2 separate regions of the Mus musculus genome follow, and region 1 is linked to region 2. A link is a loop called in an ENCODE intact Hi-C map of the cell type or tissue named here. Cell type or tissue: gastrocnemius. All regions are shown on one strand. Each heading gives the region's core, and the rest is flanking DNA. Links, peaks and the distances in the headings are about the cores only.

Evidence for each region. Hi-C counts contacts between places; a loop is a spot of excess contacts. Peaks named below come from ENCODE experiments on the same cell type or tissue, not always from the same donor. Only the 100,000 strongest peaks of a DNase experiment are listed, where the experiment ranks them.
Region 1: it touches region 2 in a loop (2.3-fold over the local background); 6 of 42 quality-filtered maps call a loop at or near these places.

The regions. Positions count from the first base shown.
Region 1 is chr2:131,523,003-131,539,572 of GRCm38, reverse strand. It overlaps Gm30732, which reads right to left and starts at 13,585. Exons shown (of 2, transcript XM_017319385.2): 1 at 10,456-13,585; 2 at 9,229-9,562. The coding sequence starts at 11,105. The coding sequence ends at 9,292. It overlaps Smox (spermine oxidase), which reads right to left. Exons shown (of 7, transcript NM_145533.2): 7 at 14,390-14,830. The coding sequence ends at 14,693. Gm39938 (a long non-coding RNA gene) reads right to left here and starts at 1,289. Exons shown (of 5, transcript XR_003954065.1): 1 at 877-1,289. In gastrocnemius, for the core only: CTCF peaks have their summits at 8,760, 9,344 (motif pointing right) and 12,299 (motif pointing right); DNase peaks (open chromatin) are centred at 8,730, 9,369 and 12,294.
Region 2 is chr2:131,255,793-131,272,362 of GRCm38, reverse strand. It overlaps Pank2 (pantothenate kinase 2), which reads right to left and starts at 9,863. Exons shown (of 7, transcript NM_153501.2): 1 at 9,548-9,863. The coding sequence starts at 9,794. In gastrocnemius, for the core only: a CTCF peak has its summit at 9,604; DNase peaks (open chromatin) are centred at 7,139, 9,949 and 11,722; H3K4me3 peaks cover 2,402 bases; H3K27ac peaks cover 2,848 bases.

The DNA of each region.
Region 1 (16,570 bases), core at 4,457-12,456, 270 kb before region 2:
TGTCTGGCTTCAGATTGGCTAAAGATTCTCATGGGTTCAAATCTATCCCCATTTTCTCCATCTTTGACTTGAACCATCAGCTAGAGCGTGTACCTTTCATGGCAAGTGGCAGCTGTACAGAAGCCAAGTGCACACATTATTAGCTTCTGCTTCCCGCCTCAGGAAAGAAGCCTTAAGTCATATCAAATATGTGCCCATTCACTGTGCCAAAGCAAGTCACATGGCCAACCTAACCATCAACAGGGCAGAAAAGCACACTCTCATCCGAGGGAAGAGGCCCATGAGTGAATAGTTGCCGAACAATTCTCTAGTATATCACAAGGAACCCAACTTTCCTGACAAATACAGCTCTGTGCCTTACTCTATCCTGTGTCCAGGAGCCCTGGGTGCAATTAATGAGAAGCCCAGAGATACCCTGTGGAACCTGGACCCACTTCTGATGATGGCTGTCCTGATTCCAGCAAGCAAAAGTGGGACCAAGCAGGGACAGACAATAAAGGCAGATAATACTGCATCACCCATCCACATGTATATCCAGGAGATGGCAAAGTCACACCCAGAGGGTAACTATGACCCTAACAAGGAGTCACAGGGTCATATTTCTGATTCTTTAACCCTCTCTTCCATCTATTGACTGTTCAGGGCCAGGTTTCTTGACAGTGTCTCTAGGCCTCCTCTTTAGCTAGCCTTTCAACTCAGCCTCCTAGGAAATAACTAGACACACACACACACACACACACACACACACACACACACACACCTGCAACCTCTGTCTCTCCAGACTCCCTCTCCCTCTTCCTAAGCTAGCCAGTCATGATCATCACGCTGGAACTGCCTTCTTTTACCCCAGTGATCCCGTGTCACAGCTGAACTCACATATCAGTCATTCAGAAATAAGGCTGATGTAGTCAGCAGATCTCATCACAGTGGCTCTCCTGACCTTGGCTAGGTTTATATCTCTCAGGGCTGGCTGTTCAGTGACCTAGACCAAGCCTGGATAGTCTCCATTCAGACTGGAGTGCCTTGGCTCTGTGCCACTTGCAGCCTGACCCAAGCACGTTGTCACGGTGACCACAGAAGGGCAGGAGCATAAGTAGAACACGCAAGGACTGTTGGGAGTATGACCACGTCCACTTCATTCTCTTGTGTGAAGTTGGATGGCCAAACACGGATTCGTTTGTGAGGGCCTCTGTTAAGGGAAAAAAAAAAAAGCCACTTAGGGTAAATAACAGAAATTTATTTCCTTACAATTCACAGGGCAGAAACCCAAGCTCCATAAAAAAGATGTTGTTGGGTCATTGTCCTCTGAAGTCCTCTCTCCTTGGTTTACAAATGGGCATCATTCTTGTGTCTCCAGCCATCTTTTCTGGGTTTGTTTCTACCTAATGTCTGTTGCTGACTTGGGGGTCTAATCTAATGAACTTCTTTTAAGTTAATTACCTCTTTAAAAGAGTCTGGTTCCAAGCCAGTCACATTCTAAGGTGTAGGTGTTAGAACTTTAATGCACTGGGGCTAGGGACACAACTCAGCATCTAACTTCTCCTGAGTGAGGTCAGACACAGTCACGGAAAGAGTGTACGGAGAGTGTTGTGTTTGTATTTCACCTACAATATTAGCCAGCACTAGCCTGGCCTTTGCCTAGCTACAACCACAGAGATGCAGACCGAGTAACTGCTGTGGCTTGAGACTCCCCCACAGCAAGCCCAGGTTTGTGTTTGTCACTGCAGCCTAGCTTACCCCCTCGTTTCCTAAAAACCAAATGGAAGCCTCGTGTGCATGTGCTTTGAAGCATGCTACAGCCACACAGAGTGGCTAATGCTCTTTTTGCAGGGAAGAGTTAAGACAGGGTTTCTCTGTGTAACAGCCCTGGTTGTCCTGGAACTCTCTTTGTAGATCAGCCTGTCCACAAAGACAGGCCTCTACCTCCCAAGTGCTGGGACTAAAGTCGTGAGCCACCATTCCTGGCTGAGGCTGATGTTCTTAACAGAGATCAGAGTCAAACCCTCTCTAAAACCTACTCACTACTTGGGTGTAGTGGTACTTGCCTGTAATCCCAGAACTCATGAGGCCCAGGGCAGCCTGTGCCACGTAAGGAGCCTCTGCCTTAAAGAAGTCTGTCTCCCAGCTGGAGGAGAAGTTCAGGAGGAGAGCACCTGCCAAGCATGTGCCAGGCTCTGGGTTTGATCCCTATCACTGCTGGAGGGAGGGGGAGTGAAAACTAGCAAAGCCCAGTCAATAGGGAGAAAACGAACAAGTCTAAAGCACAAAGGCAACAAAACCAAACTCAAGAGAGAATCTACATGAAATATGTACAAAAATCCCACAGAAAAAAAACTGTTATTTTTATCAGCTAATTTTAAAAACAAATTTAAAACATTTCTAAAAAAAAAAAAACACCTACTCAGAAAAAATATATATCAAAGTCACAAGAAAAGAATATCACAACCAACTTTAAATACAAGATATTAAGAGCAATATGAGAAGGCCGGCTGGAGAGATGGCTCGGCCCTTAGGAGCATTTGCTTTTACTTTTGACCCTAGAGCCTCCTCCCTGAGGACGAGCTCGCCCAGTACTGGAAGGCGCTGTTCAAGATGCCAAGGGAAGGAAACAACCAACAGTCTTACCTACGAGGCCTATGAACCGCAGCAACGACCAGCATGGCACGATAACCATGTTCTAAATACGCATCCTCAAATCCACCAGGAAGTGTCGGCTCTCATCCCTCATCGAATTCTTGCAACAGACAGAGACCACTACAGAAAAATACAACTAGCCATAGTGCAAGAGCTCAGTGGATCATGGGAGCTCAGCTCCCTACAGATACATGTGCAGCACAAGCCCTCCACCTAAGGTCTTAGGAGCCAGAGAACCAGGAAGTGGCTGTGAGAATGGGTCTCAGGAAGTGGCTGTGAGAGAGAATGCGTCTCTTTACACATTACTGGGAAGCTTCATCCGTGATGCTTTGACAATCTGGCTGCCTAAGCAAGACCCAAACAAGCACGGTACCACAGAGGTGCTAATATGATAAGGAGGAGTCTCATGGGGACCCACCTCTAGACAAAGAACTAGAGGCAACCAAGGAGTTATGAGAACTAGAGAATCAATCTTCTGGAACGGTGAGCCCCTGACTGGTTATCCAATGCATACCATATGCACACAAGCAATACTGAACAGACTGAATGGGCATTTTTAATATTTTTATGGACACACACCACACACACACACACACCAATAACAAAGAAAAAGAAGCCATGAATTACAGAGAGAAAGAAAAGTAGTTATATGAGAGAGGTTGGAGGGAAGAAAGGGGAGGGGGAAATTAAGCAATAATATTCCAATTTGTAAAAAATAAGCATGTTAAAAGAAAAGGAAACTAATGGCAAAACACCATTGAAAGGTTTTTTTTTTTTTAATGGAGTCAAGAAACCATCAACATGGAAGACCTACTTAGGACTTGGGTGCTGGCTATGAACTCTAATCATCTTTGCCACTGGATCAACATTGTGCCCAGAAACTCAAGATGCTCATCAAAAGGTTATCACAGTCTTGTGTTAGGGGCCTTTCCCTTTTGTTTATCTTCTTCTATCTTCTATCTTCTATCTTCTGTCCCTTCCTTCTGAATCTTCTATCAGCCACATCACCTTGTTCCTTCTCAACACTCAGGATCTCCTCCCACCCACCCCCCATCGTGTTCTGCTGAACTCCTGCCTTCCAAATTGCAATTTCTACTCTCCTAAATAGTCATTTCCACTTTTAAAAGAAAGTACAAATTCTTAACAGAATATTAACCCTTAACAAAATTTAAACAGTATTCAAATATATTTTAAAACCCCACAACACTGTAGACATTACCACTTTTACAAGTAAACTCTGTAAGTCTTCAGGAAATAGATAGTCAACATTTTATATGTATTCTCCCAACATTTATAGAAAAAAAAAGGATTTTTAAAGTATTTTTGTAACTATAAAAGACAAAAGAGTTTCTGAAGAAACATTTGCAAACAAAATTTTACAGCATTAAAATGTATCGTGGTCATTACAATAGAACACAGTATTATTAGGGCACACTCTGGCCTACTTGTAACCAGCATTTTAAGGCAAAAGCCTCATTACCTGCTGTCCCAACAGGCTTGGCCACCCATCCCAGTAGCCATCACAGGAGTAGTGGTGACAATCTGCATGCGATCACGGAACTTTAATCAGCACGTGCTGGGCAGAACACATAGGAGGGTTAGTTAACCCAAGTTCCTCTTCAGGTAGAGATATGAGCCTTAGGTTTAGATAAAGTGAGGGCAGGGGAAGAAAGCTCTTCGAGAAGTCCTTAGGGTATGGTCAACTGATCACTGTCTTTGTTCCTGCTGTCTAAGGCCCCCAAAGAAGTCCTTATTGCTTGAGGCACCAAGTAAAAGTGATTGCAAGAGCTCCGGGGTACAGTCAGCTGTCAGGGATAGCAGCCCTTCTCTGTCCCATGAGGTGCTGCTGTTCCTAGAATCCAAGGTGACTTTGGGTTTAGGACACCCAGAGACTTTGTGTGCCTTTGGGGGATAAGGAACAAGGCGTGTAAAGAGCTGACAGAGATGTCTCAGTTACCTTCCTGCCTCAGCCATAAGGGAACCAAGCTAGGTTAAGTTGCTTAATAAACACTCCTGGAATGGTCACCATGGTGGCAAGCAGGTGACTCAAAATGGGGCAAAGCAAAGGTCTCCATGCTGTTTGTAGGTCCTCATAGACCAAATAATGTACTTCTTAACTGAGAAACTGGGACAGTAAGATGGGTCAGCGGGTGCTTGCCTTTCAACTCTGGGTTTGAGTCCCAGAGGTCACATAAGAATGGAAAGAAAGCATTGACTACACAAAGTTGCTCTCTGACCTCCACACACACACCATGGCACATAGGCATGCGTGCACATGCACATACACTGTTCTAGAAATAGCATACCTTATAGTAAGGAATCACCGCACTTAGAAAGGAAGGCAGGAAAGCTCTAGAACAAAAAGAAGCGAATACACCCAAGAGGAGTAGACGGCAGGAAATAATCAAACTCAGGGCAGAAATCAACTAAACAGAAACAGAAGAACTATACAAAGAATCAACCGAACCAAAGTCAACAAGATAGATTAAACCCTTAGCCAGACTAACTAGAGGGCATAGAGATAGTATCCAAATTAATAAAATCAGAAATGAAAAGGGAGACATAACAACAAAACATATCTTAAAATAATTATTCTGCTTGTTGAATATTAATAGTTGAAAATATTAAAATCATGTTCTATAAACATAAAAAAAGAGTGTCATCAGATAGCACCCTCAGACTACAGAAGAGCTCCCCCACCCTGTTGTACCTGCCTCTCTGATGCACCCACCAGTGTATTTTAATCTTGCCTTGATTTGTTACTTTCCTTGTTCTGTAAAACTATAAAAACTTCATGAAACTGCTTCCACTTTGGAACATGGAATTTGGGATAACCCAGCTATGTCACTCAAAATGGCTCTAGAACAAACTATCTCTTATTCTCTCCCTGTAAGGTGAAAGCTATGTCTTTTGTGTCAGCACGACAGATAGAAGAACCTTAAAGAGCAATGCTTCTTAAGATGGGCGTGATGGCTCATGGCTTCAGTGCCAGCACTGAGGAGGCAGAGGCGGGCCTCGGAGTTTGAAGCCAGCCTGGTCTACACAGTGAGTTTCAGGTTTTGATAAAGAGGGTGGGGGTGGGGGATGAGAAAGGGAGAGAGGCGAGGCGAGGCGAAGGGAGGCAAGAGAAAAGAGTCTAAGCTTCTGGTTAGAGGAGGAGCCTGAGACTTCCCAGGAGCTGCCAAAGCTGTGCTTCTAAAGACCCAGATGGAGGCAGAAATCAAAGAGGAGAATACATGATGTTATAAGTAACCCTCATAAAATACAGGCAAGAATCAGAGGAAAGAGAAGGAAGAGAGGGATGGAGAGGAGGGGAGCTCACAAGTTTTTGTCTCCAAAAAGGACACAGAGGTCATAAATTCAGAAGCCTGAAGCCACTACACCTTAAACTTCTAAAGCAAAGCCTACTCATACCATGTTACACATCAGTTCTTCACCTAGACACACACTCAATAGAAATATACTTATATTCACGAGTATATTTATATATTAAAATGTCTACAGCCACTCTAGTCTAACAACCCAATACTTGAAATAGATCTAGTGTATTATCAAAGTGCATACATAAATCATAGCCCATCACAAAACAGACTGTGGTCTGCTGTCAGGACAAATAATCACTGCACAGGACCACCTGGACGAACCACATTATAAGCTAATGTTAATGTTGTCACCTTGGCAAGATCGCCTGGAAGATGGGCCTCTGAGAATGTCTGTGGGGGCCCAACTTGCTTACAGTATTAATGGCCACTCTGGTGGGTGGCGCTCAGAAAGCAAGGATGCTGAAAAGAAAGGTGGGAAATGGAGGCCTGACTTGAGGTTGATAGGGAGTCTACTGGGAGCTGAGATGGGGAACCCATGGGAATCAGAGCCAGCCTTACTACAAGACCTAGACTATGGACTCCCCCACTTTTCCTGCAACCTGTAAGAGACTGCGGGTCTGAACTTTTTCTCAGAGCCCCACCATGCTGTCTATAGCATCAATTACTCTTTTACTACCCCACCCCCTGAAATTTGGCTCAGTGTCCCAAGCCTCAGTGTCCCCAGATGCCAAACGTGGAACTTAGGATTTGGTGTTTACCATGGTAGATTTTGGTTTTGTTTTAGTGTGATTGTTTTTGCTGTGATTCTTCCCCTTGAAATATGAATGTTTACTCGGTCCCATTACATGTTGGGAATAAACTGTTTCGTATTTCATAGAAGCTGACAGTTGAGGCTTTGGACCTTACAGTGTCAAAACTATTAAAGACAATGAGGACCTTAAGGTTGGACTAAAATCATACCATATTATAAGAGTGTTCTGAGCTCATTGAGACAGGTGACCTTAAAGGTAGAAGGTCATAGCTTAAAAGTGATGTTCTGAGCCTGGCATGGTGACAAGCCCTCAGGAGGCAGAGGCAGGCAGGTCTCTAAGTTCCAGACCAGCCTGGACTACAAAGTGAGTTCTAGCACAGCCAGGGCAACTCAAAAGAACCCTGACTTGAAAAACTGAAGGAAAACAAAAAGGAAGAAAAAGAAAAAAGCGATATTTTGAGAGTGGAGTTATTACAGTACTAACTGTCACTTTGATAAAGTCTACAGTCACCTGGGATATTTGCTGAGCAAATGGGGGATTGTCTTTTTTATGTTAGTTGATGCCGGGGGTAGGGGGGCTCATCTTCATCATAGGTGGGACCAACACGTTTCCCTTTAAGTTGCTTTTATCAGTGTATTTTATTGCAGCAACAGGAAAAGAAATTAAGATATTGTGTTTACATTAAATACAGAAATGAGAAAATCTGGGGTTGCAGAGATGTTAGGAACCCTGGCTGCTCTCAAAGAAGACCCAGGTTCAGTTCCTAGTGCCCGCATGTACTCACGGCCAGCCATCTGTAGCCCCTTTCCTGGCCTCTGTGGGCACCAGTCATACACATGGTGCACAGACATACATGCAGGCAAATAAAATAAAACTGAAAATATTTCCCAATAGGATTTTTTTAAAGAAATTATCAAAGTTCAAACTAATATGTCAAGTGTCTTGAGGGTGGCAGCTCTTTGGATCTAAAAATGTTCCCCAAGAATATGAGAGATCACACAGTCTCTCCCTCCTTCCTTGTATGTGCCCCCCCCAGGTCCCTCTCTCCCCTCCTCCCTCCCTCTCACCCTTCCTTTTGCCTCACTCTCCCTCCCTCACTCCTTGCCCCTCACCCCCTCTCTCCCCTCCTTCCCTCCCTCAGTCTCCCTTTTGCATCTTCCCTCTCTCTCTCTTTCCCTCTTTCCCTCCCTCTCCACCTCCCTCCCTCCCTGTCACTCTTCTTCCTTCTCTCTCTCTCTCCAAACACATCCTGTCATATGTCTCACCAGAGGCCCAAAGCAGTGCATCTGCAGGGCCCTTAACTGAAACACCCTGGACTGGAAGTCAGAGTGAACCTTTCCACTTTATGAGCCAATTTTCTCAGGTATTCTGCCACAGTAGCGGAAAGCTGCCAAACGCATTAACCTTACAAAAGTGTTCCTGGCAGTCAGCAGGCTGTTAAGGGCAACGGCTCACAGTCTCGGCGATTCCTCCAGGTCACTGTTTTAGGTAACTAGTAAAGTCGAGTTTGGCAAATCAATGTCTAATAATTAGTCTTTTCTACATGACTCTACTTCAAAACCACTACAAACCGCACATACAATACACAGATCATGCATGTTGTTCTTTAAAGTTTTGAACTTCAAGAAACAAAAGTGTTTTTTGTGCCTCTCTCAGTCATTAATCTTACCAGTTATTAGATATTGATTTATCTGATGGCTTTCTTAGAGCACTGCATGTACTGTGTGTCTGCCAAGCATGGCTTCACCTGTTACCTGGAACAGAGTGACCTGGAGGAAAAGCTGAGATGATGAGCCGTTGCCCCAAACCCTTCTGTAAAAGCTTGCTTGCTTGCCAGTCTGACTTGTATTTTAGAATATAAAATGAGAACGCAAACTGAGCCTGGCATCAAAACCTTTCAGGATTTGTCCTGGCTTTGGTCCATCAGTGGCGGCTCATCTCTTCCACTCACTGGTGTCAGAGTGCTTATTCCAGAAAGATTCCCCCGCCCCGGATGCTCAGATGTCCGAACTGGGGCCCCAGGTGGTGGTGCTGTTTGGGGAGGTCAGGATGCTGCACCCTGCTGGAGGATGTACGTCACTTCAGGCAGCTCTGAGCGGTTCCAGTTCCCTCTCCACTTCTGCTTGTGGTTGAAGATGTGCACATCAGCTCCCTTCTCCAGCAGCTTGCCTGCTGCTGCCACACCTCCTCGATGAGGTGGTGATGAGCTCGTCCCCATGGGTCTATAAGCCAAAATAAACCCTCCTGTAAGTTGCTGTTGGTCATGGTGTTTTATCCCAGCAACAGAAAATAACTAACACACAAACAACTACATTCCAGTAAATACGTTTAGTTTTTATATAAGTTATGTATGAAAGGCTCGTGTTATCCCCATGGTGTAGCCAGATCTAACCGGCCACAATAAGTAAACGCAATGCTGTTCCTCACAGCTGTGTCACTTCCATCAACCCAGAGCCACACCGTGTGGGGGGCTCTGACACCAGATTGAAGAGTAAATTGAAATCACACTTCTGATATTATTCATTGTTCAGTGTTTATTAAACGGGGTCCAGTGACCGCTTGCTTGGTTCATTCTCAGGAATTCAGAAAAGCTCAGAGAATACAAATCCTCTCAATGCAGCAAGTGCTGTGTTCCCATATGGCCAGAAGGTGGTGCTAGAGGTCATGGTCATGGTTCGTGGCTTGTCCTTTCTTCCAGAGAACTTCTGCCTCTCCAGGCCTGCCTTGTGAGAAGGAGAACCCATTTGACCCTTGTGTATCTTTGCAGTTGGAAAAATCTCCACCACTAACTGCTGGTGTGAGCACGGTGGAACTGAGACAGTACCAGCGCAGACAGCAGCATGTGACACTTCCCTGTGAAGAGGAGCAAAGAGCAATGACAGAAGCAAACAGGCAGCTGGAAAGTCGGGATAAAGGTCCCTGCCTTAGAGGGTGGGGATTACAGGTCACCAAAGCAGAGTAGGGGTCAACCTTGTGTCCCGAGGGAATTCCCACAGGAGGCTAGAGAGCTGTCTGTATGGGTGAGAAGTGACTTACTTAGATTTTATGTGTCTATGAGGCAGAAGACAGCAAAGAAAAATAGAGTTGTGGGCAGGAGAGGAGTGTCAGGAACCTAAAGGGAGACCCAAGAGGGCTGCCACCAACACTAAGGGCGCGTCTCCAGGCTCACACCCTTGCATGGTGTCTTCCTTCCCTTACCATTCTGTAAACCTTTTCCATTAACCTGTCTCTACACTGGGTACTATTTTGGATGCACCGGATACGTAGCAGTGAACAGGGAACTTCCATAGTCATGAGATGGAAGGACAGGCATCTGCATAAACACCAAGTAGCAAAGGGGAGGAAAGAAAGGCCGTGAAGAAAGGGGGCACAGAATGGGGTAGACGGGGTAACTGTGGAAAAGGACAGTATGCCCAGAAAAGTATCTGATTAGAACCCTGACAAAAAAGAGCAGCCAGGTCCTAGGGGAAGACAGAGAGGAAGCAGGGGGACCTTAGAACTTCTCACAGGATGACTGAGAGCAACGCCTTGCTTCTCCAGTGTGAGGGCTGTCCCTGGAAACCAAGGAGGCTGCATTGGCCCTGTGGAGGAGGTTATAGAGGAACACCACCTGGGAGGCTGCCTCCGCCACTCAAGGCAGAGATGCAGGTACAGTGGGGTATCTCAAAGGATGCGATTCAGAATGCGTAAGAGGAGTCGATGAGACTCGCCTATGGGAAAGCAGATGATAGGGAGTGGATAGTGACCTGAGTGTTCTGAAGCCAAAGAATGGTGGTGCCACATGCTCAGACGAAGAAGATGAAGTTGGACTGGACTGTGAGCGGTGGGAGGGAAAGCCCTGCTTTGTCTGTGGAAAGATGGCGTAGGCGGCACTGTATGGTCTGTGTGGTGTGCTCCTCTGCTTTATCCTGGTCAGTGGGCACAGCCCTTCTCCTCCAGACGAGCCTGCTGGTATGGCTTGGCTCATGACAGAATTATGCTGACTAGTTTTAGGAGAACAAGAAACAATAGAGAGACCAAGTGAAATGATACGCAAAGCCAAGATCCCAATGCCAGGGACACGGCCTTGGGCTGGGGTATACAGATGGCTGTGTAATCCCACATGGCCCCACATTTTGGGGTAGGAGTAATGGTAGACATAAGACAAAAAGAAGTAGAGGGTGAAGTGGAGTGAACCCCAAATCCAACAGGCCCAAATCACATGTGCACTGAATCTGTAAAATAAACTGCCTAATAGCTCGTTCGCATCCCATGAGAGCAGGTTTGGGGTGTTCTTTATTATTAGCAACACTAGACTAAAGGGACACAGTAATGTCCCTCTAGCCACTAGCTCTGCTTTAGGGGATGGAAAGGGGCAGTGGCCAACCCTTTTGCCTACTATTAAATATACAAGCATGGGGTTATCATGGTTACCCTTAGCAGGACACTGCCTGCCTGTTGCCCAATACAAATGAGAGATGGGCTCAATAAACAGGCTGACCCAGAGAAAACCCGGCCTTCTGCCACTCTGCCATTAAGTTGAAAAGACCATTAATTAGACAAGCAGCTAGCTTGCTTATACCACACCTAGGAACTTCCCTTCTTCCCATCCCAACTAGCCCAAGCAAACTGCACAGTTACTGCCACAGTATGTAGCTAAACTGTGTTCCTCAGAGGCCAACATGTAAGGACCTGGTCTGCGGCACTGTGGAGACACGATGGAACCTCTAAGAGGCAGGGCCTTATGGGAGGGATCCAGATCACTGCAGGCTTCCACAAAGCCACAGCTGAAAACCTCAACCTGGAGTCCTCAGTCCCTATGACACAAGACACCATGCGACTAAGTGTACAGACTCTGGGACATTACAGACTGCAGGAAATAACTTCTCTGCAAGTGAACTTCTGCACAATGGAAATGATATGGCTGTAATGGGGGTGTGGGGGCAGTAATGGGGGTGTGGGGGCAGTAATGGGGGTGTGAGGGGAGTAATGGAGGTATAAGGGCAGTTGACAGAAGTGTCACACACAGAAAGGGCCCAGATGCCAGCCACATCTGCTTTCAGAAACTCAGCATGTGGGAAACACCCCACATTCCTGTTAGAAGTAGTGTTTCCTTCTGAAGGCCTTTTGTCTTCCTTGTCCATCCACCACAGATCAGCTTTGAGGACCATGTCAGCTCTCTCTCCAGAGCTGCCCCTGCCCCGTCTTCATCTGCATCTCCCAAGAGTCCCTTGGCGTCTTCAGTTGTTCCCTCCCCTCATGAGACAGCATGTCCCCTAAGCTGTGTGGCCCAGGGCAGCCCCTCCTAAGTCCTTTTAAGAATTTGCTTTCCTCTCCTGAACCCCTCACTTCTCTCACACAGCCGCAGACACAAAGACCAAATACAAGAACCACCTCAGTCTGCATCAACAAGCCACCAGTGGGCTCTGTGACAGTTTGAACAAGAAACAGCACCTATAGTCTCAAACATTTAGTCCCCAGTTGGAGCGCTATCTGGGGAGGCTTAAGCAGTGTGGCCTTGCTGAGGGACGTTTGTCACTGGGGTCAAACTTTGAGGTTTTTGTGTACAGGTGTTTTACATACTATGTGCATGTAGTGCATGCAGAGGCCAGAGGAGGGCACTACATCCCCAAGAACTGGAGTTGTCACAGATGGTCATGAGCCACCATACAGGTGCTGGGGAAATTGAACTGAGGTCCTCTGAAAGAGAAGCCCGTGCTCTCAACTACTGGGCCATCTCTCTAGCCCCCCAACCTGGGCTTTTAAGTTCCAAAACTATGCACAGTTCCCAGTTCACTCTGCTTCCAGCTTGCAGTTTAAGATGTGAGCCTTCTTCAGCTTCTGTTCCAGCTGCCACGCCTGCCACTTGCCGATTGCACGCCACCATCGACCGACCACTCGTATCCCTCTGTAAGTGTGAGCCCATTAAACAGTTCCTTCTACAAGTTGCTTTGATCATGGTGTTTTAGCACAGTGGTGGAAAAGCAACTGATGCCGAATGTAAGTCCTTCCTCCCTTCATCTGCTCTCAAGATGCTGTCAGCTCTCTCTGAGCTGGACAACATGACCGGATTTGGGTTTGGGAGGGCCAAGAAAGAAACCTTCAAATACAGCTTGTTTAAACTGAGGCACATGTAAAGTACAGAAACTCAGTGCATGACCGGATGCATTCTTACCCACATATAAATGTAGCAGCTCCCAGGAACTACCTCCCCTCTCACTGCTGATACTGTAGTTTTGCAGGTTCTTGAACTTTTAAATGAAAACAAGGCGCCCAATCCTGAGCCTTGCTGGTGCCTGTATTCTTTCGTTCCATATTGTTGAGACTAGTCTGTGTTGCAAATAAGTCAATTATTTTACTACTGTGCAATACTCTATATATTCACACACATGTGTTACTTTATTCTTTCTTCTGTTGGGGTACACATAGGCTATTTCCAGCAATTTCTAGCAACTGTGAAGTCACGGTTTCAGTGGTCTTGTCTTTCTCTTGGGTGGGACCCAAGAGCGAAATGCTGACAGGCGCACAGCCAGTACTGGTAGGATCTGCCATACAGACTTCGGGTACAGCTGTGCCTATGGCCCCCTCTCTAGAGCAATGGCTTCTGATTTGGTATCCCAGCCTCATCTTCTCCAGTATAACACAATAGATGGCCTAGGCTATGGCACAGGGCAGACTTTGCTGCCTACCTGTGAGACAAGCACACTAACTTTAAATCTTTACTCACCTGGAGAGAGAGAGAAACCATTCTTTCCAACCAGGGCTGGCATCTACTGTACTAAGAAACTATGCACAAACCGTAGAGATGGCCTGGAGATTAAAAGCACTGGTTGTTCTTCCAAAGGACTTGGGTTTAATTCCCAGAACCCACATGAGAGCTCACAAACATCTGTAGCTCAGTTCTAGGGATCCCTCCCCCTCTTCTGGTCTGTGGGTACCAGGAACTCACAGACAGGCAGGCTACCCACATACATAAAAGTTTAATTTAACGAAAGGAAACAATGTATCCATCATTTATGATTGATATTGCCAGCGTATGGCGGGTACTGGTGCTGAATGTTCTCCTCTGCCCCCCCACACACACCTAACGCCCCCCAATATGCTGTCACCAAACAAACATTTTGAAGCTCCTTATTCCCATGGGGTTCTTTACAACTCTGGCACCTGGTAACTGCTTCCCTCCTACTTGATATCTTGTGGCTGCTTTTGCCCCTCCTACTGCAGTTGATGGAGAAAGCAGGGACACTGGAAGTCAGAACCTCCTAAGCAGTTCACAGAAAGTAGAGGCGGCTTCCCACCAAGGAACCTGGGTTAGAGAGAAGGCAGCTGGTGGTGACCAAAGGTGACCCACTGTATACTGTTTAGGTTCTCTTATAGTAGACCCTGTGGCCAGCAGTAAGTTCATCAAGCCCTGGTATGGAGCCACAATTTGGGGGTATCCTTCCATAGAATTCACCTTCATTCCACGCAGCCTGCCTACCATTCAACCAAGCTCCAAGAAAGGCAAATAGGTAGAACCAGGCTTATCCTAAGGAAGTGTGCACTGGGCAGGGAGAAGTCTTCCAGGGGAATCTCACTCAGCAGGCACAAACAGAGGGGTAAAGGGATGTCTCCTCAATAAACCTAACAGCCATAACTCCTTACACCAAGCCCCAGTCAGAGATGGGAGCAAACACACAGAGAGCCTTTGAACTGAGGAGAGAAGCAAAGGAGCGTGGGAAGGGTCACTTCTTTTATTATCCCAAAATGCAAAGTATTGAAGGCACTTGCAATAACATGAGAGAGGAAAAAAGCAGGAAGCAGAACCCCACCTGGTCATTACCCAGCCTGGAGAAAAAGAAAAGCTCTCGGGCCAGGTCTGACGTCAGCCCGGTGTCCACTACAGAAGGTAAAATTCCATTCTACAGACAATTAGGAAATTAAGAGCACGGGGGCAAGGGACGAGGACCAGCAGTCACGAGTTAGTGGTTCTTCAAGGAACACATTTGGCAGTGAGGACACCTTTCAGGGCCCCTGCTGGAAGAGGTCTCGGTACATCTCGATGAGCCGGGCGGCCTCGCGCTGGCCAGAGAGCAGAGCACCGTGGGTGGTGGAGTAGTACTTGCGGTGTGTGGCCTCCCCGGAGAAGAGCACCTGCATGGGCTAAGTGGGAGGAAGGGGAAGTAAGCATGGAGAAGCAACAGAGGCAGCGGGCTCCCTGTCAGCCCCGGAACCCCCACTCTTGCCAGGCAGACATGAGTGAACAGAACGCAGGTATTCTGTTTCCATGGGGTGAAGGGTCACCCACCCACCTCGCCACCTTCCCTTCCCTTCCCCATACACCCATGCGTAATGTTCCTTCTGTCCCAAGGCTGTCAGAAGGCCTGGCTCTATAGTCCCAAAGGCTCCATTCACCTCTTAGCAATAGTCTAACCCTCCTCAGCCTTTATTTTCTTAGAGAGATTTATACCACCTGCTTCTGAGGCCAGCTGCAAAGATGAAATGAAACTATGCATGTAAGCACTTAGAATCTGGAAGAATGTAAACAAAGTTAGGTGGTAATTTAACAAACCTTTATGGAGCCCCTACTAGGGTCCAGGGATTGTTCTGGGCACTTGGATGGTAAAAGGTGACCAGGCTGCTGCTCTGTGGAGCTTCTATGCTGGTGGGGAAGCCAGACACGAAACCCAGTTACTAAACAGTGTCGTATGTGATGATGGGTGTTTGGGTGAGGGGCTTGAGAGCCCAGAAAAGAGGTTCAGTGTCTGGGAAATCCCGCAAGCTTCCCAGAGAACAGGACCTTTGCACCACTTCTTAAAGGATGCTGGGTGAGTCAGCAGACAAAAGGAGCTCAGCCAGAGGGGAAGGCCAGCACACTGAAGACAGTGAAACTCTGGGCTAGCCAGTGCTCAAACTCAAGAAAACAGGTGTCCTGGTGAATCCAAGGCTGGTTCAGTTTCTTGCACATCAAACTCATGTGTGGGCTTTCTCCAAGGACTTCCTCCAGTGTTGAACCCACCAAGTCTAGACTAAGAACATGCATCCCTAACCAGCTGCCGGGCTAGGGAAGAGGAGGGGCTGGGGCTCAGCACAGGCTGCCCACTCCCACACTCACTCGCTACTCCCCTCCTTTCTTAATCAAGCCTTAGTTCTTTTGGTGTGTGTTTTGAAACAGGGTCAGGAGCCCACAGAGATCCACCGGCCTCTACCACTTGGGTGCTGGGATTAAAACTGCACGGCCACAATCAGCTCCAGTCCTAGTTCTCAACTGGTTTCAAAGTTATTCAAAGTAATAAGAAAGCCATGGCTCAGCCTCTCTGTCCGCAATGTGTAATCATGTGACTGGATTCTAGCCAATGAGCTCCAGGTGTACTGCTCCGAGAATCTCCTCTCTGGTCCCTGTAGTTTTTCCCTGCTATTGCCTAAGACGTAAGCGCCACTGTTCTTACTGCCCTCTTGGGTCACAAGTGACTACTGAACATGGAGGCCAGGAGCTAACGAGACGTGTTCCTCCACCACCACCCTCAGATTTTTGTCAATTTTTTCTGCTTTGCTTTGCTTCTGTCACAGGCAAGGGAGCCCCTCTGTAGGAAGATACCCTCTCTAAGCACAGCTAGACACCCTCATGGACAGAAATCTCCTTCATCAGTAACTCCAGAGAATTAATTTAAAAATAATTGTTTACGTTTTAACATTTAATGTGTGTTCACAGTTAATGAACAAGATTTACTATGGGAGCATATTTCTGCCCGTTTTTAGCAGTGTGTGTGTGTGTGTGTGTGTGTGTGTGTGTGTGTGTGTATGTGTGCACACGCACCATCATGTTCAGACAGAAATCAGGACAGTTAGCAGGAATCAATAATTCTCTCCTCCTATCTTTTGCATGGATCCTAGGGATTGAAC
Region 2 (16,570 bases), core at 5,313-13,312:
AAGGCCAGCCTGGTCTACAGAGTGAGTTCCAGGACAGCCAGGGCTACACAGAGAAAACCTATCTCGAAAAACCAAAAAATAAGTTTAAGAAGCCAGGTACAGTGTGATGCACATTTAGTCCCAGCACAGGCAGATCTGAGTTCCAGGCCATCCAGTGCTCCACAGTGACACCTCGTCTCAAACAACAGAAAAGAAACCATATTAAAATTTCAGAAAACCCTATGAAGAACCTAGTTCTTAAGAACAGACATAAACGGCTGGGCACCTTTAATCCCAGCACTTGTGAGGCAGAGGCGGGCAGATTTCTGAGTTCGAGGCCAGCCTGGTCTACAGAGTGAGTTCCAGGACAGCCAGAGCTACACAGAGAAACCCTGTCTCGAAAAACAAAAACAAAAAACAAACAAAAAGAATAGACATAAACTACACAAAGGTAAACAGTGCTGCTCTTCATCAGCAACAAGTGTGTTAGGAGACAAAGACACATAAACTTCAAAAAAAAGGGGGGAAAAGTTTAAAAAGTGTTATCTAGTCAAGCAGCTTCCAAGAAGAAATCCAAGAGAGACTTCACACACAAGGACTGCCACTCAAAGAGTCTCTGAATCATGTGCATGCAAAGCAGCATAATTTTATAAGGGCTCTAAGAAAAAATTTATCCATAAGCTATAAGCAGAGAAATAAATGCATGCTGACTTTAAGACCTAAAATACTTACACGATTTCAACAAAGGCCATCAAGGAAGAAAGGAGTAGGAAGTGAATGCAGCACGTCTGTCTTGTAGGGGAAGGAAAGAAGACAAGAGAGCAGCTGGAGACAAGAACAGAAAAGGGATGCTTTAAAACAAAACAAAACATGCAGTGGTGGTGCATGGCTGCAATCCTAGCACTCAGGAGGCAAAGGCAGATCACTGCAAGTTCTAGACCAACATGGTTACATATGGAGCTCCAGGCCAGCTAGGACTTCATGAGACCCCATGATAGATGGAGGGATGCATGCATGCATGTATGCAGCCCCAGAAGAGAAAAGGAACATAACTAGATACAGGGAATAACTGAGGGTGGGGGTAGCTCTGTGGATCTAACCTAGGAACTCACATACCATAATGTATATACCCCAAGACTTAAATCCCCAGCCCTAAAAGATTTTGCAACCTTTCATATTCTAGTAGCTTCATTTGTGTGGCTGTGTGCACACACGAGAGGCAGAAATCATCAGAGTGTCTGCCTCAGTCATTTCTCTACCATATTGTTTGAGCTTCTCACTAAACCTACAACTTGGATATACTAGCAGGCCCCAGGATCCTCATCTCCACCTCCGCGATCATGGGCCTGCATCATGCTTGTAAGTGGGTGCTAGGGGTACAAATGAGGTTCTTACCTCAGCACCACAAGCACCTTACAACTGAAATAGCAAATTTTTCTCTACAAATAATTAATTTACAAAATCAAAGATGAGGGCTGCAGAGATGGCTCAGCAGTTAAGAGCACTGACTGTTCTTCTAAAGGTCCTGAGTTCGATTCCCAGCACCACATGGTGGCTCACAACCATCTGTAATGGGATCCACCGCCCTCTTCTGGTGTGTCTGAAGACAGCAACAGTATTCACATATATAAAATAAATCTTTAAAAAAAAGTCTTCTCTCTCAAAATCAAAGATAAAAAAGTTCATATGGAGAGATTTTTAAAATTAAGTAGCTTTGCAACAAAAGTTTAAAAGGGATGCTAAGATTAGCTACAAGAAAAAAACAAACTCATTAAAAAAGTAGCTCAAAGGACAGAAGCTGACTTCTGTAAAAACATGAAGACAGGGTTGGCGAGATGGCTCAGTAGGTAAGAGCACTGACTGCTCTTCCCAAGATCCTGAGTTCAAATCCCAGACACCACATGGTGGCTCACAACCACCCTTAAGAGATCTGACACCCTCTTCTGGTGTGTCTGAAGACAGTTACAGTGTACTTATGTATAATAAATGAATCTCTGGGGCCAGATCGAGCGGGGACTGAGCAATCAAAGTTGACCAGAGCGAGCGGGGCTAACTGTAGTGAGTGGGGTTTACCAGTTCTAAAAATTCAATCCCCAAACAACCACATGAAGTCTCAAAACCATCTGTACAGCTACAGTGTACTCACCGTAAACTAAATAAATGAATCTTTAAAAAAAACAAACATGAAGACATAAACCTTAATCCCCAGCACAAATGTAAGGAGCTGAGCACCTCAGCTCCCATCTGCAACCGCAGCATTCCTAAAGATAAATGGGAAACAGAGACAAGAGAACCCCCAGAAATTTATGAGCCAGCTAGCAAACAAAGGGATCCTATCTCAACCAAAATGGAAGACAAGGACCTACACTCAAGACTGTCCTCTGACTTTCACCCCCGTGCCAAGGTCCCATGCCTGCACTTATACACAAATCATACGCACACACAAAAGATTTTTAATTAGTTCAAAATGAAGTAGAAAAAACCTTGAAGATCAAAAGCACTAAAAGTTTTTATCACTGATGGGCAGTAGGGGGCAGGCCCTTTTGGTTTCCAAACAAAAAGGGACACTTATGAAACAACAGCTCTACTCTGCCAACACCAATGTTCTCCAAAAGCCAAGGAACCCCTTTTCTAAATTAGTATTGCCAAGCTACAAAAAGCTTCATTTTCTAAACTAATGAAATTGAAGGGTATCCTGTGATTGTCAATGAGTCTGAAAATCATCAAGTTCTAAAGAGTTCCATGTGCTCTAGCATACAAGGAGTCCTCTTCAGAGGCAGAGCTTGTCCTCCAAATACAAGGGGGCTGTGATCCCAGAGCTCCCGTGCTTCTTACATACTGTATACTCTACTATACAGACATTGCTAAGGCAATGTATTACCATGTCTTCTCTTTCTTTCTTAAAAAAAATGTATTCATTTATTATATGTAAGTACACTGTAGCTGTCTTCAGACACTCCAGAAGAAGGCACCAGATCTTGTTATGGATGGTTGTGAGCCACCATGTGGCTGCTGGGATTTGAACTCAGGACCTTTGGAAGAGCAGTCAGCGCTCTTAGCCACTGAGCCATCTCTCCAGCCCACCATGTCATATCTCAATAAAAAATTTAGAGGTTTAACTAAGTCTATTTTTCCATCTGGAAACTGAAAGAAGGATGTGGCTCGGTGAATAATGACTTATGCTCTGCAAGCACAAGTCCCTAGAAACCATAATAAAACCAACAAGGACAAAACTCAGCACAGCTGTGCATTCATGTAACCTCAACATTAGAGAATGAAGACCAGTGGATTCCAAGATCTCACTGGCTAGCCATCCTTTCTGACAGGGTATATGATGAGCTTTCCATTGGAGACCCTGACTCAATAGCACAGCAATGGAGGAAGAAGATACCTTATATCCTGCTTGGGACTGTGTGTACACTTAGATGCGCACACACCAGAATACTCACTTGCATGCCACACACACACACACACACACACACCTACCTCACTGGATGAGACCTAGATAAAATATCTGAGGGTTGGGGGGAGAGGATACAGTGTTTAACACACAATCACTGTTAACTGTAGCTATACCACCCCATCAGCATCTTGCTGCCATAATTTTTTACCTATTTAAAGCAATGGTAAACCTGCCAAGTATTTGCCAGGCAAGAACTCTACCAACTGAGTTATACCTTTACCCCATATTCCCTTTTTTAAAAGACAGAATCTCATATTCTCATACATCTCAGACTAGTCTTGAATTTACTGTGTACCCAAAAATGACTTCAACTTCCTATCCTCCTGCCTCACCCTCCTTGGTGGTCGGATTATAGCGGGTGACACCACATCTGGTTTATACAACACTGGAGTTCAAACTCATGGAATCCTGCATGCTACAGCCCCAGTCTTCATAATTTCTTTTCTTTTCCTTTTCTTTTTTAAAGATGTATTTATATGTAAGTACACTGTAGTTGTCTTCAGACACCTCAGAAGAGGGCACCAAATCTCATTACAGATGGTTGTGAGCCACCATGTGGTTGCTGGGATTTGAACTCAGGACCTTTGGAAGAGCAGTCAGTGAGTGCTCTTAACCACTGAGCCATCTCTCCAGCCCCCTTAATTTATTTTCTTTCTTAGTTATTCTCTTGTGCCACAGCATGTGTGTGACACACACACCCTCCTCAATCACAGAACTTTCCAGAAGTCGGTTCTCTCCTTCCACTGTAAGACAGGGATTGTTTCTATTTCTGGCTGATTCTCCTGTCTCTGCCTCCCATCTCAGTGTAAAAAGGCTTGGAGTAGAGACGGGGTCTGAGGATCAAATTGAGGTAGTAAGGTTTGTATGGTGTTGTATAAGCACTGTCCTCTGAACCAAAGAGCCATCACTCATTCCACCTGCTAAAATTTATTACAACTGGGCTCGCTGACTGCTAATATTCCCTCACAGAAAGAGGGTAGGGAGGGTCACTGGACCCTCACCTAAGTACCAAGCCACTCCTCCCAGTCATCTGTGTGCAATGCTGCTGTAACTGATGATTGCTTCTAGGGAAGGGGCCTTACGGAAGCCATCATTCATGCTAAGCCCAGACTTTGCAATGTGGCTGCTTTAGGCTGTAAGTAACCTTAACCAACTCATTGGTTCATCAGTGTGAACTACTGTGGGACTGAACTTTGCAGTTTGTCACTAGAACTTTGGGAGAAGAGGGGGATAGAAGCTGTCTTCTCCACCCAAGGCAAACTTCTCACAATACCTAAGTGCTTTACCCACTAAACCATCTCCCTGGCCAATTCCCAAAATTTTAACATCGTCTTTATTTGGTATTTTCTCATCCTGTGATATATAGCAACTACCTGATCTAAAAGCTTTAAAGAACTTCTAGGCCAGTAAGATGGCAGGTAAAGGCACTTGTCACTAAGCTTGACAAGTGAGTTCAATTCCTGAGACCCACAAAGTGGAAGGAGAGAACCAACTCCTAAAGCGTGTCCTCTGACTTCCACATGTGTGCCCAAACACATACAATATTTATGCTTTTTTTCAGAATTCAGTATAGGGTTTTGTTTTGTTTTCAGATTTTATTATAGTATACAAGTGTTTTGCTTGAATGCATGTATGTGTGCCTGGTGCCCTAAGAGGTGAAAAGACAGACAGATCCTCTGGAATAGTTGTGAACCACCATGTGCATGCTGGGAATCCAACTCAGACCCTCTAACAAAAGCAACAAACTTAACTACTCAACAAATTCTCCAGCCCAAATTAATATCATTTTTAAATACTTTACATTTCATACCCATGCCTCTTGTAATACAGAAGTCCAGGATGAAACCAGTCTGGAAACCACACTGCTCAATTAACATGTGTGGTAGAACATTACTATAAACCGGGATCACAAGTTACAAAACAAATGAGCTCCTACTAGTTTCAACTGCCTAAGCATGGGGGCAACATGCCTCTGATCAGGAGGCAGAGCCCGGCAGATCTCAGTGACTGCAAAGCAAGCTCATCTACAGAGTGAGTTCCAGCTCAGCCAAAGCTGTGCACAGAAACCCTGTCTCAGAAAGGAAGGAAGAGAGAAGAGAAGAGGAGAGAAGAGTAGTATAAGACAATAAAACTAGTGTTTCTAACCTCGGATGGCTTTCTAATAGACAAATTATTAGTTATCAGTGGATTCTCTCAGAGTTATGACTAAAGTATGCCATTGGAACAGCCAATAACTGCATTCTCCATCCAGTAGGGAATCCTTGGGTAATACAGAAGATCAAATGGTGTAAAAACAAACAAACAAACCAATATCCTGTTTGAATCCTGGAGTAGTAGCTTTGTTCGTAATCTTAGCACTCAGAAAGCTGAAGTGGGAGAAACTGTTTCTTCAGCACATTCATTATCTGAAATAGTCTTTCATGATTTGTCATACAATCAGAGAAAGCAAAGAAAAGGAATTGGCCAATATCAGACACCATATTAGAAAAAAATAAAGAAATCAGAGGTTGGCAGGATAGGTCAATGGGTACAAATGCCTATTTTCAAACACGACTACCTGAGTTCAATTCCCAAACTCACCAAGTAGAAGAGAAACAATTCCCACAGGTTGTCCCCTGAACTCCCCGAATATGCCCTCACATACACACAAATACATACACAACAAAATAAGTAAATATACAAATAAGTAACTAAGTGTATGTGGTTTATTTAAACTTGGAAGGGAGGGAGGGAGGGAAAAGAGATGTAGTTCAGTGTATAGAACATGCAAAAAGCCCTAAGTTCAAGACCCAGAACAAAACAAAGCAGCCAGAGACCAAAAAAAAAACAAAAAAAAAAAAAAAAACCTATAATCCCAGCCTTCAGAAGTTCAAGGACATCCTTAACCATAAAATCTGAGGATCACCTTGGGAAACATAAAACACAATTTCAAAAAGTAAATACAGAAACTCAAGCTTTGTCTATGTAGTACTTTTTAAAAAGTTCTGAAACCATAGTAATACAACACTCCCAAATGTCTTTCAGAATTTCTCTTGGATCTGAATTACTTATTTGTAAGGCAGCTTTTTTTGGTTTCGTTTTGATTTTTGTTGTTTTTGTTTCCTGAAACTGTTTTTCTATGTAGCCCTGGCTAAGGCAGTGTCTTAAACACCTCTCAAGATTCATATTCCTTCTTCTCTTCCTTTCTTTCTCTCGTTTTTGTTTTTTTTTGTTTGTTTGTTTGTTTTTGTTTTTTGGGGTTTTTTTTTTTTTTTTTTTTTTGAGACAATGTTTCTCTGTGTAACCACCCTGGCTGCCCTGGAACTCCCTTTGTAGACCAGGTGGGCTTTGAACTCAGATAACCACCTGCCTCTGCCTGCTGAGTGCTAGGATTAAAGGCCTGCACCAGACAGATTCTTTTTGGTTTTTGAGAGAGGGTTTCTCTGTGTAGCCCTGGCTGTCCTGGAACTTGCTCTGTAAACCAGCCTGGTCATGAACTCAGGAATCTGCCTGCCTCTACCTCTGGCTTGCTGGGATTACAGGCATGGGCCTCACATCTCCAATTCCTAATCCAATTACTGAATTGGGCCCAGCAACTTGTGTTCTAACTCTCCATGCATGTGAAAATGTGCAGGTGCAAACTAATGTTCATTTGTGTGTGTGCACGGGTGTAGCTCCTCAGGTGCCCTCTACTTTTTGAGCTAGTGTGCCTCACTGGCCTGGAACTTTGCCGAGTAGGCTACACTAACTAGCCAGTGAATTTCTAGGGATCTGTCTGCTCTCCCATGTGGCCATCAATGGCACAAGCCACTGTACCCCTAGCTTTTTTACCTGGGTTCTGAAGCAAGCAATTTACTGAACAAGCCATCTCCCCAGCCCTGTAGGCCATTTTTACATTCAGTACTTGCTAGTCATAACTTTTCCCAAGACAGCCTTGAACACACACATACACAAGTCATGTTTATTTTGGTCTAAAGCAATGGGAAAAAAAGAACAATTCAATAAAACAGTAGATAGAGCCAGGCAGTGATGGTGCATGCCTTTAATCCCAGCACTTGGGAGGCAAAGGCAATCAGATTTCTGAGTTTGAGGCCAGCCTGGTCTACAGAGTGAGTTCCAGGACAGCCAGGGCTACACAGAGAAACTCTGTCTCAAAAATAACAAAAAACAAACAAACAGAAACCAGTAGATAGAAGGAAAAGCACAAAGGCTAAAAAAATTCCTCAATTGCAGAGTAGCTACTTGTCAGTGGGCACCATTCTTTTGGTCAGTGAAACAGACTATCACCACATACCTACCACAGGAGTTCACCAGGCTGAATTGTGCCAGACTAACAACTAATCAAAAACAACACTGCAAATTTGGTGACATAATCATCTACATATGGCTAATTGTCACATTAACCCTCTAACATTGATGCTCAGGTTAATGTAATACAAACCCACAAAGGAACTTCAGGTTTTTCTGTTGCTTAGAAATCAGGTGCTTGATGCACAGCCTATAACTTCAGCACTTGGGAGCTAGAGGAGAAGATATCCTGGAACATGAGATTGTCTTAAAACAAAAACAAAACTCAGGTGCTTGGACTGGAGATACTATATACAGCTCAGAGACAGAACATTTACCACATGTACAAAGCCCTGTGTTCCAACCTACAACTGAAAGAAAGGAGAAAGGGGAAGAGGAGCCTGGCACTGGCACAGTATATACCCAGCACTGAAGGGTCTGCCCTGAGGACGAGGCCAACTTGGGTAATTCATCAGACTGCTCTCAGCCGGGCGTGGTGGCACATGCCTTTAATCCCAGCACTCGGGAGGCAGAGGCAGGCGGATTTCTGAGTTCGAGGCCAGCCTGGTCTACAGAGTGAAGTTCCAGGACAGCCAAGGCTACACAGAGAAACCCTGTCTTGAAAAAAACCAAAAAAAAAAAAAAAACAAACAAACAAAAAACAAAAAAAAAACAAAACAAAACAAAACCTGCCCTCAAGTCTGACAACCTGAGCTCCATCCCCAGGACTGGGCAAAGTTGTCCTCTGACCTACACCAATACAGACACACACGATAAATAAGTGTAATAAGGAAGTTATTTATCAAGCAAACGATTCTACAACAGGAACTCTTTGAAAATCCGTTTTCCTTTTTTCTTTTAGGACAGGGTCTTAAATTTCATATTCCTCTGCCTCCACCTCCCAAGTGGCTGGTATTATAAAATCTCTTACAAGTCGAGAAAAGAAAAAAAAAATATATACATATAGTGATATAAAGTACTAAACATACATACATACATACATCCTCCAAACCTTCCATGGCAAAACAGAGCTACATCCAATCGCTCAAATCATCGATAAAAGCAACTGGGGTGGGGGTGAGCAGGTAGGGCTGGGCGCGGACTATCCAACAGACCTCACACATCAAGCCACTTCCCGTAATTCTCATAGCCTGCCTGCACTCAGCATTTACCTTCCTCATACCGTAATCTGATATCCAGGTCTTAACCACATGTAAAACACAGACAGCTATGCTGAAAAGTTCCTATTACAGTATTAGGACAATTGACACTTTCAGCAGTAGTCGTGGATGCTAGACAACAGCCCTAAAGGCTTTAAAGGGGAGAAAACACACAAGACAAGAAACACAAATTGGTAATAAAATGAGAACCCGATTCTCTGAAAAGAGTAACTCCCTAGGCTTAAGAGTAACTGAGGAACAGGTCGACTCCCTTCCAAAGAAAAGGCTTTACTGCCCAGAATGCTATGGCTGAAACCGGAATTCCCGTGAACTAACGGAAGGGAAACGGGGGAAAACCTCTGGATGCGAGATGACCTGAATTCTCTCGGGAAGAAAACCGAGCAAAGCTTAGAAGCGTATCGAGCCCAGAGTCGAGTTTTGGGCCTGCTGCGCCTCAGGGGCATTTTCTAGCAACCTCCAAATTAATCACCATAGAAAAGGCTTCAGTTGTGAGCGCGATGGATGATTCAAAGGGACTTGGGAGAGGAGGAGCCTTCTCAAGAAAAAAAGAGGGAGTCTCAGGAAAAGAACACCCCAGGGGACAGGGAGGAAGTGGCGGGGAGCCCTCGCGCGGGCACCGCCGGCGCGCAAACAACGACGGCCGTGCCGGGGCACTTACGCGGCCGCCTCTTCCGGAGGCCTTCGGCGCGCGGGCGGCCGGCCGAGGTGGAGCCGCCTAGAGAGCCGGGCCGCTCCCGTCTCACACTCTCCGCCTCCCCGGACCCCGACGGCGCCGCGCTACTCGCCCGGCGCCTCAGCGGGTCCCGCCTCCGCGCTTCCGAGTCCGCAGACTCGCCGACCGCGGCTGAGGTGGCGGCAGCCCTGCCCTGGCGCTCCATAGGCGCGCCAAACCGGCCCGCTCCCATCCGCAACAGCCGCCGCTGCCGCCCGAGCCAGCCCCCCAGCGCCGCCTTGCCGCCTCCGCGCAGCCCGCTGGAGCGCAGGCGCACGCCGGCTGCCGCCTTTTCCGTTGCGCCAACGTGCAGCTAGCCAATCCGAGCTGGCTAGGGGCGGGTTCCAGAGGTCTTGTCCAATAGGCTCCCAGACTCCAGCCGAAGAGACCGCGCCACCATCCAACGACAGGCACTCTGGACGGATGAAGGCGGGGTCAGCGCAGGCTGGGAGCGATCGTGGAGGGGCCCAAAGGATTTGAGTGAGGGGCGCCCTCTCTTGTGCATCCGCGAGAGCGGTGGCCAAGCTGCTCCCCTATTCCCTAGAACTCCAGGGAGTCTACTATCTCTTCTCTGTTCACGAATCACTCCTTCCTCCCGCCCAATAGAGCCCCCGAAGCTACTGAGAAGTGTTAACAGAAGGAAGGACTCTGAGCTGCGACTAACCTTAGCCTTTGTCCCCGGGTCTGGTTCTATAGCTGCAGTAGGAGCCACACTACAGTCCACAAAGTACAAGCACCGTCTCTTCCTTTGTGCTATGACTTCATTCCCAGTACCAGAAGGAATGAAAAGACTGAGGTTTGTCTCCATGACAACTGGCGGGAGGAGGTGGATTCTAAATCCTTCACCTACTCCCCTTCCTGAAGAAGGCAGTATGAAGGCTTGGAAGTTAGGTTGGTTGGGGTTGTTGTTGTTGTTGGGGTTTTTGTTTGTTTGTTTTTCTTTAATGTGTTTGAGCATTTTTCATGCATGTATGTCTGTGACCCTGGTGTGTGCCTGATGGTCGCTGAGGGCAGAAGAAATCGAGGGATTTCCCCATATGGATCCCAGGAATCTAACCCAGACCTCTGCAAGAACAGCAAATGCTCTTAATCACTGAACCATAGCTCCAGACCCCTGGGTTTTTACAGAAGATGGATTTTTTTTTTAAATCGTTTGCCCTTCCCAAGTGCCCTAACCCTTGATATCCCACCCAGATATACCCCTGAAGCATTCCCTCAGTCCCTCAATTTTAAGTGACTGAGGCTTTCTCACAATTTCCTAAGTACCTTTCTTGGGAGGAGATAATGTCCCTTGAATAACAGCCCTCTTACCTTCTAACTTACTCCCTCACTAATAGTTCCGGCCTGAGCTTCTCTTGTGAATGCTGAAAAACACTCCCATACTTGCTCCAAACTAGTACCCCACAGTGTAGAATTAACTCTGGAAACCTTATTTCCTAACTTGAAATTCCAGCTTCCGCAGGAACACACACACACACACACACACACACACACACACACACACTGGATCTAACAAAAATCAGGAATGCCCATAACAGAGTAGGACTGCTCTTCAGAAGACCAGGAATCAATTCCCAGCTTCCACATGGCTCACAACCCTCTGTAACTTCTGGCCATTCCACTCTCTCTTCTGGTCCCCCTAGAGTACCAGGCAGCCACATGCTGAAGTAAGAATGCATGCTGCCAGCCTCTCATGCTGTCTCTGTCCCGTGTGTAGCCATTATACCGACCCAAATCACTGGGCTAGAGCCTGAGGAAAGCTCCTTTTAGGCTTTAAGCTAAAATCTTCAGACATCATTGGAATTCTGAATTATGTGTAAACAATAAAGACAAGATAGATGAGACAAAGTGAGAGCCATCAAAGCCCTACTGCTGAACTTAGCATCCCCCCCCCGCCCCCCACCTCCTAGGGCTGGGCATCCAGCCGGAGTGCATTGGATCTACAAGCCTGAAGTGCTTGCTATCAGAGGAAACTGTGTTCTTGCTCCTGGTGTTATCTGCAGACTGGTTAGCTGACTTTTGCCACCATGCCTGGCAACTGAACACACCTCCCTTCTTGTTGATAAGAACGAGGCCCTCTTAGCTAATCCATCTACATTTGTGGCTGCTGCCCCTGTAATGACAGCCACCACTCCCTGCTCCCGCTCCCACTCCCGCTCCTGTTCCTGCTCCTGCAGCCTCAGCCAAAATCGAAGCCAAGGAAGAATCAAGCCAAGGAAGAATCGGAGGAGTGAATGAATATGGGATTTCAACTAATTACAGAACCTTAACCAATCCAACCAGCTTTATTTGTAAAGTATGGAGATCAAGGCTTAAAGACATTTAGATGATGAGGCGACTTACCTAAAAGCAGATAAATTAAAAAATGACAGAGAACAGGGAGAGGAGGATATAGCTCCAGTAGAGAGTCCTTCAAATAGGGGAAGTCTTAGATTCAGACTCCATCATGGCAAAAAGAGAATAGGCAGGGAAGTTATACTATTCTCTGCCTGCATAATCAAAAGAAGGCAGAGACTGGAGCCAAGCATGGTGGTCCATGCCTGTACCTGCAGCACTCAGAAGGTTCCCAGGTTAAAAGCTACCTTGGGCTATGTAGGAAGACCCTATCCCGAGAAGAAAAGGGACAGCACAGATTGAATTATCAATAGATTTCTGAAAACCCACCCCCAGCTTTTTCAAACCATGCCCAGATTTGTTTCTTAAATATAATTCTCACCCTTCACACCCTTCATATTGTGAACTTGCTGACACTCTATGGTATCAAATTTAATCACAAGTGGGACATTTATAATCAAATCAGAAATGCAAAGTGTTAGCACATACCTCCAATCAACTCCAGAACTATGCAGACAGAGAGACAGGCCGATCTCTGTGAGTTTGAGGCCAGCCTGGGCCATATAGTGAGAACCTGTTTCAAAAAAAAAAAAAAAAAAAAAGCAAAAGAGATAACGATAACATAAGATTCTGTATTAAGTTCAGAGGCTGGGGTCTAGCTTAGCGGTACTTGCCTAATATTCCCGAGGCCCCGAGTTCAATCTTTAGCACTGCAATTACAAAGCTGAACTAAAGGGCTGGGCTTAGTGGTACATACCTGGAATCCTAGCACTTGGGAGGTGAGGGAGGAGGATCAGGAGACCAAGTCAGGCTGTCTTCCTATGTAGTCTGAGGCCAGCCTGGGCTACATACGTCCCAGTTTCTAAACCTTTTTTTTTCCCCCCAATATTAATGTCAAATGTAAGAAGCAAAGGTGATGCTACTTTGGGGAAAGGGGAGGAAGGGAAAGAGATCTAGGAGACAGGGAGCTTTCTTCTGGGGCCCCGGCCTGGGTCTGGGCCCGAGTGGAGATCAGAAGATAATCATCCTTCCGAGTTACTTCTTTCCATCTCTTATGTCCCAGGAATTAAACTCAGGTTGTCAGGTTTTCAAGTACTTTGCCCAGTGGGCTGTCTCAGAGCCCCAGAAACTAGTAGTGTTTCTTGATTTGAGTGATTACATGTGTTCTCTATGTAATATTTCATCAAGGTGTTAATTTGTGATTTGAGCAAGTCTGTGTTAACATTTGAAAAAGAAATTGAATATTAGCATTGTAGTAATAAACTTGTGCTTAAAGATAGCTATTTACTTTTAAAAAGTGAGATAAGAAACATGACATGAAAATGGAAAGTGAGAAGTTTCCCTTCTCTGGGGTAAAGAGGGTTTTCAGAGAGCATCACTGTGGGTTTTACCACTTTGGGGCTCCCTCTGTTTTCTGGTGGACGAGTCAGAGCAAGCAGCACAGGGAACCTCGTAAGCACGTCAGAGCTGACCAAATTCTAAGAGGAACAACTTGCTAAGCTCCAGTCGCTTCTGTACTGAAATACCATATTAGCTTTTTTTTTTTTCGGGGGGAGGGGTTGGTTTGGTTTGGTTTTTGTTTTGGTTTTTCAAGATAGGGTTTCTCCGTAGCCCTGGCTGTCCTGGAACTCACTTTTATAGACCAGGCTGGCCTTGAACTCAGAAATCCACCTCCCTCTGCCTCCCAAGTGCTGGGATTAAAGACGTGCATCACCACCGGCCATATTAACTTTTTATTGCTATGTTAAAGGAAAGTTTAAACAAATTATTAGTGATTCTCAGTTGCTCTGAGTAAGGAGATTAGGAGTGACTTAGCTGTCAAGGTTAGCCTCAGGATTTTATTTTTATTTAGTTATTTTGGACAGGGTTTCCCTGTGTAGTCCTGGCTGTCCTAGAACTTGCTCTGTAGACCAGGCTGGCCTCTAACTCACAGAGATCCACCCTGCTCTGGTTCCTACGTGCTAGGATTAAAGACATGTGGCACCACGTGGCTACCTTAGGGTCTTTCTTAGGGTACAGTTAGGCTAGAGAGGTGGCTTAATGGTTAAGAGTACTTGTTGATCTCACAACTATCCATAACTCTAATTCCAGAGGATAGGACACTCTTCTGACATGCAGACATAAGGCACACCCGTGGTACATAGACACGCAGGCAAAACACATAAAAAAATTGAAGAAAAAAGAAGTACTGTAAATGAAGATATAACAGGTTAGAGCATCATGCCTGGATATCATGGGACAGGCAGAGTGGTGCTGGCAATTAGCAGGAAGCCTCAGATCAAAATGTGGGTTTGTTTAGGGTTTCCTAAGTATCCCCACAATATAGCAGCTGATGTTCTCCAGAGCTGGTGTTCTGTGAGAAAACAGGCAGAGGTAACAGTGTCTTTTATGACTAAGGCTGGGAGGTCATACTCCATTATATATGACAATAGCTTGTTACTAATCAGGCCAGCCATATTCACTATAGATTGGTGTTTCACAAAACAGAAAAGAGAGGACTCTTAGAAACAACTTGGAGCCCATTGTCTGCCCTTGGCTTCCAATGAGTCACTTCTCTTCTCTCTTCTAAGTAAAAACTTTTGAGTTTCCACACAGTTTTCCTTGCATCTAAATGACAGCATCACCAGAGAGTAAAAGACGATATTGTCTTCGTTATTGCTCGTTAAACCCAAAGCCAAGCTGAGGACAATGTCTGTCCTGACTGGTTCTATGGCAACTTGACACAAGCTATAGTCACCAGAGAGGAAGGACCCTCAGTTGGGAAATGCCTCCATGAGGTCCAGCTGTAAGGCATTTTCTCAATTAGTGGTAGATAAGGAAGGGAGGGCCCAGCCCATGGTGGGTGAATGGTAGTGTGAAAGAATAAACTGAATAAACCCTTTACTCCCCAACTTGCATTTTGGTCATGGTGCTTAATTGCAGCAATAGAAACCATAATTAAGACAAGTAGGTACCAGTGTAGTGGGGTATTACTGTGACAGACCTGACCGTGTTTTTGGAAGAACAGAAGGACACTAGAACTTTGGCTAGCGACTGAGTGTCAAGGGCTCAGTGGGATGTTCTTTAGGAACCTGGAAGATAAGAAGGTCAAGAACAATGCAGAGGACGGAGGAGCCCCAGCTTGGGAAGTTTCAGAGGGAAGTTTAAGGACGTTCAGAGCTGTTTGCTATTTTGAATTAAGTACCTGTCATTCTCATCAGCTGGGGCTAAAGAGTCAGCCACGATTAAGAAGAGACCAACACCATTGAAGTGAAACCTTTGTATTACTGGGATCGTTCGTTTATGCTGGTTAGCCAGAGCTAAGAAATTATCAGTGGTTAAGAAGAGACCAGCGTCACTTTGGGGAAATGTTTCCTAAGAGCACAGAGAAGCTTGTTCCCTAGGTGGCCAAGACGGGACCTGGTGCTGGCAGCTGGGCTTGGTGACATGCAAGAGTTGCTCGGGTACTACTTGTTTTCAAGGCATGAAAGAAGAGCTGCTGAGGCTCAGCACTGTGAGAGGCCAGGAAAGACCATTGGTGAAGATGCAGCCTCAGTGGCAGCTGAAGACCCAGAATTGAGTGGGTCATACAGTGAAGTCCAGGCTTGGCACCATGAAAAGAGTCCAGGGAAGGCTACTGGAGAAAGGAGAAAGTGCAGCTCAGTGGCTACAGAAGACTCCAGGAGGGTCTGGAGAGATGGCTCAGCAGTTAAGAGTTAAGAAGACTGCTCTTCCGAAGGTCCTGAGTTCAAATCCCAGCATCCACATGGTGGGTCACAACCATCCGTAATGAGATCTGATGCCCTCTTCTGGTGCATCTGAAGACAGCTACAGTGTACTTAGACATAATAATAAGTAAATCTTTAATAAAAAAAAAAAGAAGAAGAAGACTCCAGCATTTTAGAGATGGCAGTACCACAGGATGACCACCAAGAACAGCAGCAGCAATGGAGTGGAGCCAGCAGAGCCTAGAAGGCAGGCTGTATGTACTACAGAGGCCAGAGCTGAAGAAATGATCCAAACCCTTCGGAGGAACCCAGTAGATAGTAAGTGAATCCCAGACATTGGATGGCTAGAGTTTGACTTTGGATTTATTTGTTACTGTACCCTGATTTTTTTTCCCTCTTGAAGTGAGAATGAATTTAGGGTCTTTTTATTTTATTTTATTTTTATTTTACTGGAGCCCATGACTGAAAGACTTTGAACTTTAAAAGACTTTAGATTTTGAAAGAAATTGGCTATTTTAAAGGGACTGAAATGTTAATGTGTTTGAGTCTGTAAATAATGTGAGACTTTTAAAGTTATATATGCTTATGTTGGTCTTGGTGGACCTAACAAATAAAGGCACACACATTTTAGAAGTGGCCATGGACTAACAATTCCAATAGACTCACAGGCTTGAATACTTGGTCTCTAGCTGATGTTTAGGGAGGATTAGGGGGTGCAGCCTTGTTAGAGGAGGTGTGGCCTTGTTGGAGGAGGCGTGGCCGTGTTGGAAGAGGTGTGTCACTGGGGGTGGGCTTTGAGGTTTCAGAAGACTCCTGCCTCTCCCAGTGTGTGCTCTGCTTCCTGCTTGCAGCCTTTATGATGTGAGCTCTCAGCTGTTCACACTGCCATGCCTCCGTTCCATCCTCATGGACTCCAACCCTCTTAAAC